2 separate regions of the Homo sapiens genome follow, and region 1 is linked to region 2. A link is a contact called in ENCODE Hi-C or POLR2A ChIA-PET data. All regions are on one chromosome and are shown on one strand. The core of a region is the stretch at or near the end of the contact, and the rest is flanking DNA. Distances in the headings are between cores, read along the strand shown. Region 1 overlaps CWC27 (CWC27 spliceosome associated cyclophilin). Region 2 overlaps CWC27 (CWC27 spliceosome associated cyclophilin).

The links. Hi-C counts contacts between places; a loop is a spot of excess contacts on that map. ChIA-PET counts read pairs that join two places held with the same protein, here RNA polymerase II (POLR2A). Pooled maps may share reads with other maps.
Region 1: a loop to region 2 is called in a map of PC-3, with 5 times the contacts of the local background. The contact joins two enhancer-like sites. A Hi-C loop is called at or near these places in 32 of 168 maps with a recorded cell type or tissue (B cell, Caco-2, Calu3 and 19 more), 31 of 37 single-sample maps with no recorded cell type and 25 of 50 pooled maps. POLR2A ChIA-PET finds 5 or more read pairs at or near these places in 1 of 52 experiments (WTC11).

What each region holds. Positions count from the first base shown.
Region 1 is chr5:64,938,084-64,942,035 of GRCh38, reverse strand. The region is part of intron 11 of CWC27 (CWC27 spliceosome associated cyclophilin); the gene reads right to left. Among named protein-coding and RNA genes, the nearest start is that of CWC27, 170 kb to the right of the region's middle. RefSeq lists enhancers at 1,154-1,696, 1,697-2,240. Within about 2 kb of position 2,140, at least 2 of the 41 ENCODE cell types and tissues checked have a DNase peak (open chromatin) inside an H3K27ac peak, as active enhancers do.
Region 2 is chr5:64,820,580-64,824,835 of GRCh38, reverse strand. All of the region lies in intron 10 of CWC27 (CWC27 spliceosome associated cyclophilin), which reads right to left. Among named protein-coding and RNA genes, the nearest start is that of CWC27, 54 kb to the right of the region's middle. Within about 2 kb of position 2,380, at least 2 of the 41 ENCODE cell types and tissues checked have a DNase peak (open chromatin) inside an H3K27ac peak, as active enhancers do.

The DNA of each region.
Region 1 (3,952 bases), core at 891-3,390, 120 kb before region 2:
CTCATGTAAATAACTGCTTTGATAATCTGCAAAATAGTTATAATTTGCTGACTGCCTGTCATGCCAAGAAGTCTATAATTGGTGATTTTTGTACATTATTTAATATAATAAATTTATTTATTTATTATTACTCTCATCTTACAGATAAGGAAACTGAGGCTCAGAAATGACCTGCCCAAGATTTCTCAGCCTCCAAATTGGAGCAAGTAATGAAGCCCATATCTATCTGATATAGCAGGATTCTCTGAAATCATACTCCTGATAGTGTGGCAGAGGGGCAAAAACACCTCACAAGTGTAAGATTTTACATTTAGCAATTTAACGTCCAATCTCATTTAAAAAATGAAAGTGTAAAAAATATGATTTCTATACTTCTATACACATATGTTCAGAAAATAAAAAGGAATGGAAGTATATTCTGTGGTGGCTATTGTTAGGTGAGAATAAAGGTGATTTTATTTTCTTCTTTTTGTTTTATGATAAATTTTTTCTGTAATAAATGTTTTATATTTTCTGTAATAAATGTTTTATATTTCTGTAATAAATATGTTTCTGTAATAAATATGTAGATAAATTTTTAAATAATATATTTGCCTGAATAAAAAAAGTAGCAAAGAAGCAAGTATTCTCACTATTGGAGAACAAAGTTAAATATGGAAAGGGGCAAAGACTAAAATGTGCCCTGCAGTATGGTACTGTACTTAGACTACCAGTATATCTTTTAGCTGTTTACTGAGAGAGCCTAGAAGCAATAGGATTGAGCAATCTAGCACCCAGATCTTGATTTTCTAAATATGATTTTCCTCTTAAAGAAACCAGAGCTCCTTAGGAAAAAGGGTGATTTCTGGGCTTGGGAAATAAACTATAATATAAACCTAGAACAGCTTGTTAAATCAGAAAACAAGGAAGTGCTCAAATAATAGGAACATATCAAAATAACATGGGCCAGATCACTTGAGGTCAAGAGTTCAAGACCAGCCTGGCCAACATGGTGAAACCCCATCTCTACAAAAATACAAAAATTAGCCAGGCATGGTGGCACATGCCTGTAGTCCCAGCTACTTGGGAGGCTGAGGCAGGAGAATCGCTTGAACTCAGGAGGCAGAGGGTGCAGTGAGCCAAGATCGTGCCATTCCACTCCAGCCGGGGCGACAAAGTAAGACTGTCTCAAAAAAAAAAAAAAAAAAAAAAAAGAAAGAAAGAAAGAAAAAGCCAGCTTCAAGGAGCTCCCACTGGCCAAGTAAAAATGAAATAAAATAATTTATTTTGAGCATCAAAAGAAATAATGGTAAAAGCAGACTGTGACTCATAAAATAAGATTCCAAGAGTTTATATTGACATAATAAATAAATGGAGAACAAAGGAAAGCCCTTTTTTAGAGTGGAATGCAAAACTATAAATATAAAAGAAATGATGGAAGTAGAAAATCACTGGTGAATACTAAAACTAAGGTGCAGGTGGTAGCTGGCAAGATGGCTGAATAGGAACAGCTCTGGTCTGCAGCTCCCAGCAAGATCAATGCAGAAGGCGGGTGATTTCTGCATTTCCAACTGAGGTAACTGGTTCATCTCATTGGGACTGGTTAGACAGTGGGTGCAGCCCACGGAGGGTGAGCCGAAACAGGGTGGGGCGCTGCCTCACCGGGAAGTGCAAGGAGTCAGAGAACTCCCTCCCCCAGCCAAGGGAAGCCCTGAGGGACTGTGCCGTGAGGAACGGTGCCCTCCAGCCCAGATACTAAGCTTTTCCCACAGTCTTCGCAACCCAAAGACCAGGGGATTCCCTCTGGAGCCTACACCACCAGGGCCCTGGGTTTCAAGCACAAGACTGGGTAGCTGTTTGGGCAGACACAGAGCTGCAGGAGGTTTTTTTTCATACCCCAGTGGCACCTGGAATGCCAGTGAGACAGAACTGTTCACATGCCTGGAAAAGGGGCTGAAGTCAGGGAGATAAGTGGTCTAGCTCAGTGGATCCCACCCCCACAGAGCCCAGCAAGCTACGATTTACCGGCTTGAAATTCTCGCTGCCAGCACAGTAGTCTGAAGTTGACCTGGGACACCCCAGCTTGGTGGGGGAAGGGACGTGTACCATTACTGAGGCTTGAGTAGGCGGTTTTCCCCTCACAGTGTAAACAAAGCCGACCAGAAGTTAGTACTGGGCGGAGCCCAGTGCAGCTTGGCAAAGCCGCTGTAGCCAGACTGCCTCTCCAGATTCCTCCTCTCTGGGCAAGGCATCTCTGAAAGAAAGGCAGCGGTCCCATTCAGGGGATTATAGATAAAACTCCCATCTCCCTGGGACAGAGCACCTGAGGGAAAAAGCGGCTGTGGGTGCTGCTTCAGCAGACTTAAATGTTTCTGCCTGCTGGCTCTAAAGAGAGCAGCGATCTCCCAGCACAGCACTCGAGCTCTGCTAAGGGACAGACTGCCTCCTCAAGTGGGTCCCTAACACCTGTGCCTCCTGACTTGAAGGCACCTCCCAGCAGGGGTCATCAGAAACCTCATACAGGAGAGCTCCAGCTGGCATCTGGCGGGTTCCCCTCTGGGATGAAGCTTCCAGAAGAAGGAACAGGCAGCAATCTTTGCTGTTCTGCAGCCTCCACTGGTAATAACTAGGCAAACAGGATCTGGAGTGGACCTCCAACAAATTCGTGCAGACCTGCAGCAGAGGGGCCTAACTGTCAGAAGGAAAACTAACAAACAGAAAGGAATAGCATCAATATCAATATTAACAAAAAGGACGCCGACAAGACAACCCCATCTGAAGGTCACCAACATCAAAGACCAAAGGTAGGTAAATCCAGGAAGATGAGGAAAAACCAGCACAAAAAGGTTGAAAATTCCAAAAATCAGAACACCTCTTCTCCTCCAAAGGATCACAACTTCTCGCCAGCAAGGGAACAAAACTGGATGGAGAATGAGTTTGATGAATTGACAGAAGTAGGCTTCAGAAGGCGGGTAATAACAAACTCCTTTGAGCTAAAGGAGCATGTTCTAAACCAATGCAAGGAAGCTAAGAACTTCACAAAAAGGTTAGAAGAATTGCTAACTAGAATAAACAGTGTAGAGAAGACATTAAATGACCTGATGGAGCTGAAAAACACATCACGAGAACTTCATGAAGCATACACAAGTATCAATAGCAGAACCGATCAAGCGTAAGAAAGGATATCAGAGATTAAAAATCAACTTAATGAAATAAAGCGTGAAGACAAGATTAGAGAAAAAAGAATGCAAAGGAACGAACAAAGCCTCCAAGAAATATGGGACTATGTGAAAAGATCAAACCTATGTTTGACTGGTGTACCTGAAAGTGATGGGGAGAATGGAACCAAGCTGGAAAACACTCTTCAGGATATTATCCAGGAGAACTTCCCCAACCTAGCAAGGCAGGCCAACATTCAAATTCAGGAAATACAGAGAACACCACAAAGATACTCCTTGAGAAGAACAACCCCAAGACATATAATTGTCAGATTCACCAAGGATGAAATGAAGGAAAAAATGTTAAGGGCAGCCAGGGAGAAAGGTCAGGTTACCCACAATGGGAAGCCCATCAGACTAACAGTGGATTTCTCTGCAGAAACCCTACAAGCCAGAAGAGAGTGGGGGCCAATATTCAACATTCTTAAGGAAAAGAATTTTCAACCCAGAATTTCATATCCAGCCAAACTAAGCTTCATAAGTGAAGGAGAAAGAAAATGCTTTACAGACAAGCAAATGCTGAGAGATTCTGTCACCAACAGGCCTGCCTTACAAGAGCTCCTGAAGGAAGCACTAAACATGGAAAGGAAAAACCGGTATCAGCCACTGCAAAAACATGCCAAATTATAAAGACCATCGACACTATGAAGATACCGCATCAACTAATGGGCAAAATAACCAGCTAGCATCATAATGACAGGATCAAATTCACACATAACAATATTAACCTTAAATGTAAATGGGCTAAATGCCCC
Region 2 (4,256 bases), core at 1,131-3,630:
TCTTGAACCTGGGAGGCGGAGGTTGCAGTGAGCCGAGGTCGCACCACTGCACTCCAGCCTGGGCGACGGAGTGAGACTCCATCTCAAAAAAAAAAAAAAAAAAAAAAGAGAAAAGAAAGGAACACTTCCCCTGGGGGGTGCCTTCTAGAGGAAAAAAAAAAAAAACCCACAAAACTTTTCTAGACTGAAGGATTAGAAGAAGGTACCCTTAGGACTGACATACCCTCACACCAGTGCAGAAGGCTTGGTGAGTAGAGCCCCAGCTAGATTTCAGCCCATACTCACATTCCATAACTAAGCTTCCCTTTTCAGGTCACAATATGCACAACCATCTTTAGTAGTCCACTTACTAATCATTCACCATCTTGCTGAATGCAGAAAATCAAGTAATGTTAGTCCATAAAAATATTCCATTCATAAATGAATAACATACAGAAAAAAATCTTCTAAAACAATATCTTAAAACTCTTAAGCTATATCTTAAAACTCTTGGCATAACAAAGTTCTAATATTGTAAATACTCTAGTAAAATAATAATATTAAAAGAGGAAGACTTTATTACCAATGCTTTCTTTTAAAGAGTGACATTTTATGTTTGTTTTCTTTAGTAAGATTTGAAGTGTTTCTATAAGTGCTATATTTAAAAAACACATAGATGGAAAAAATAAAGCAAGATGTTTTCCTAAGCAATAAATGTCATTGGGTTTTCAGCAAGGACATTTATGTTTCTAAAATAAAACACTTGCATTCACTAGCTAGATAAAGTTAGAACTTTATCTTTTAAATTTGTTTCCTTCAGTGAACATATCTATAATCACATTGGTAGACACGTTATTTTTGTTCTATGAGGTTGTCATAAAGTTTTTATTATAAACAGGATGTTCTCAAATATAATGCTTTCATTTTTTATAAACATTCAAAATTAAACAAAAGAAATAAAAATAATTAACAATTTTTATAAAATACAATTAGCAAATATTATCTTAAAAGAGACCATTCCTTTCACTAGCAAAATTACTCTTATATCCTACTTACTCCAGTTTGAGTTCCGGCTGGTTGGCAGCATAAACCTGCCTTAAAACGCACCTTCAGGAAAATTCTATTTAACTTCACTTGACTTAACATTTTACAGAGATTCCCTATGTATTTAGAGTGCTCAGTCTGTTTATACTATTTGGTACTTTTTAATGTATTACTTTCTTAATTTCATGTGCTCATGTTTTACAGAGCATGAGTTAGGCAGTAATTGCATCTGATGCCAAGTCATTCTCTGTATCCAACAGAGGGATGTAGGAGGTGGGAAAACCAGGATGCTTATGAAGGATAATAGCTACTAATTTTGTAGGTAGGCTTGTCTTGTTTCCCTATCCCTATAGACTGGCTTCATCAATTCTACTTCATTGGAACTACACCCTTTAAATACAGTCGCTTAAAAGATAATACTCTGGTTGCCATATAGGCTTAATAACTATTGTCAATTACCTGACAAATTAATTTTTAATTTTACTTTGAAATACGCCATGGTTGGAAGAGAGTATCAGACAGTGAGCTGCTCTATGGTTGTTAAATGACAGAACTGGACTGTGTGGTATCAATGGTACTTTCAACTTTATAATCACAGGCCATCAATGGCATTACGTTTTAAAAGTGGTCTCATGTACACATTTCATTTGACCTTATCAAAACACCACTGAAATAGGAAGGGCAGGTATTGATTGCATTTTACTGATGAGGAAGCAGGAGATTCAGAAAAATTGGTTTACTCAGATCTCATTTCTAGCAAACAATGCTGGCATCAGAACCTAAATATTCATAGATCACAGTTGTCATTAAATTTGAGTAACATTTGTTATTCAAATAAATTCTAGCCTAGTGCTAGAAATAAAATTTGTTTTAATCGTGCTATGTAAATTCATTCTTCTCACTAAACCATTACCTCATTTACTGTAGTGATTTGATATTCATTTTCAAATTGTAAAAAGTAAAATAATAATCTAAAATAGTAATCTTAACAAACCTTCCTACTCATATTACTCTTTTCCAAAAATGCAGAAATTCAATATTAATCCAGCCTTGAATCCTTCAAATTGATTTACTCTAGTTTTAAAAAAATTAATCTATTAATATGTTTATCTGTACACTTGAAATAACACACAAATAAAGCAAAATGAGTTGTATTTACAGTTTATTATACAGGAAGGTAAATCATTATCTGGTTCCAACCTATCTTTTCCAGCTTTATTTCCAACTATATTCTCTCCTCTGGTCACAATAGATTATTCCTCAAATACACCCTGTACTTTTCTCAGTTTCCTCTTCTGGAAATTCCCTTCCCCACCCATTTCCTCTTATTCAAACTCTACCCCTTCTTCAAGGCCTAAAATTAATGCTACTTGCATACATGCAGACTTCCTAATCCATAAATTCAAAATTAATCTCTCCATGTTCCATGAAGCTACTGTACTTTCTCTAATCTTGTGTTTTATATAGATTTCTTTGTATACACACAGCTAACTATCTGGCTCAGCTGAGAGCTTTATGCCACTTGGATATTGTAGATGTCTGAAAAACTGTTTGATGGATGCAAATTACCTATCAAACAGAACACTGCTTCAAGGTTTTCATCATGTCATGTCTGTCTCCTCAATCTCTAACCTTGGCTCCTCCCAGTTTATTTTCCATGTTATTATTATACAATGGTGATCTCCCAAAAACAAACCCTAATCATGTAACTTTCCAACTTTAAATCTTTGTATTGTTTTCTACCATCTAAAGGACAGAGTCCATTTCCAAATACGCCATACAAGGCCCGTCATGACCTGGCCCCAGTCTATTTTTCTAACACTTTCTACCAATTCCGGCAGACATGCAACCATGTGTACAAAAGTTCCTGCAGTTATCAGGATATCAAACTCTCACCTATCCCCTTGCACCTACTTTCTATATCCTTGGTACACCATTCTAATATCCCATTCCTTAACCCTCATCTCAACGGAGGTATAATATGGCAGTTAAGTCAAGGATATCTGTGTTTAAATCCTATATTGCCAAGTTCTGGGAGAGTAATCCTGAATAAGTTAAACTTTTAAAAACACAATTAGGGAAAGGTGGGAAAGCTCTCTAACTTCACCATTCTTCCCCTACTCTTTTTGCAATACCACTCTGATCCTATGGTAAAGAGAGCAGCTTCAGGATTTTCTGCAAAACAAAAAACTAAGGGTTAGTACTAGAATGTAAGCTCTATGTTCCCTGCAGTAGAAGATTAAAACAGGTAAGTTTTAAAAACAAATATGCCTTAAACTTTCTTTTCCTCTAGTTCCTTATTCACTATATGCTGAAGTGTGAAGTAACAATACATAGAAAATGTTAAATCCTTTTTGGCTTAATAGTCCATCTCAGCAAGGATATTAACATATTTTCACGTTTATTTGCCTCATCTATTATCTTTGGGGAAATATCTGTTAAGCTCTTGTGACCATTTAAAAAATTACTTTGTTGGCCGGGCATGGTGGCTCATGCGGTCAAGACATTGAGACCATCCTGGCCAACGTGGTGAAACCCCGTCTCTACTAAAAATACAAAAATTAGCTGGGTGTGGTGGCACGTGCCTGTAATCCCAGCTACTTGGGAGGCTGAGGCAGGAGAATCACTTGAACCATGGAGTTGGAGGTTGCAGTGAGCCAAGATTGCTCCACTGTACTCCAGCCTGGCGACAGAGTGAGACTCTCTCAAAAAAAAAAAAAAAAAAATTGCTTTGTTTTCTTATAGTTGAATTTTAAGAGTTCTTTATATATTCTGGATACAAGTCTTTTATCAGATATATGGTTTGCAAATATTGTTTTCCCAGTCTGTGGCTTGTTTTTTAATCTCCTTAAAAGCATCTATCACAGAACCAAAGGTTTGTTTTTTTTTTGATAAAGTTTACTTCATCATTTTTGTCCACAGATCATGCTTTTTGTGTTTAAAAACTCACTGTCAAACCCCAAGTTCATACAGATTTTCTCTTTTTCTTCTAGAAGTGTAATAGTTTTATGTTTTGGTCTATGATCCATTTTGAGTAAATTTTTATATAAAATATAAGGTATGTATCAAGATTTATTTATTTGCACATAGATCTCCAATTATTCCAGTACCATTTGTTGAAAGGACTATCATTTTTCAATCCAATTATCTTTGTACCTTTGTCAAAAAAATCAGATGACTATATTTGTGTAGGTCTGCTTGTGGACTCTGTATTCTGTCCCACTGATCTATCT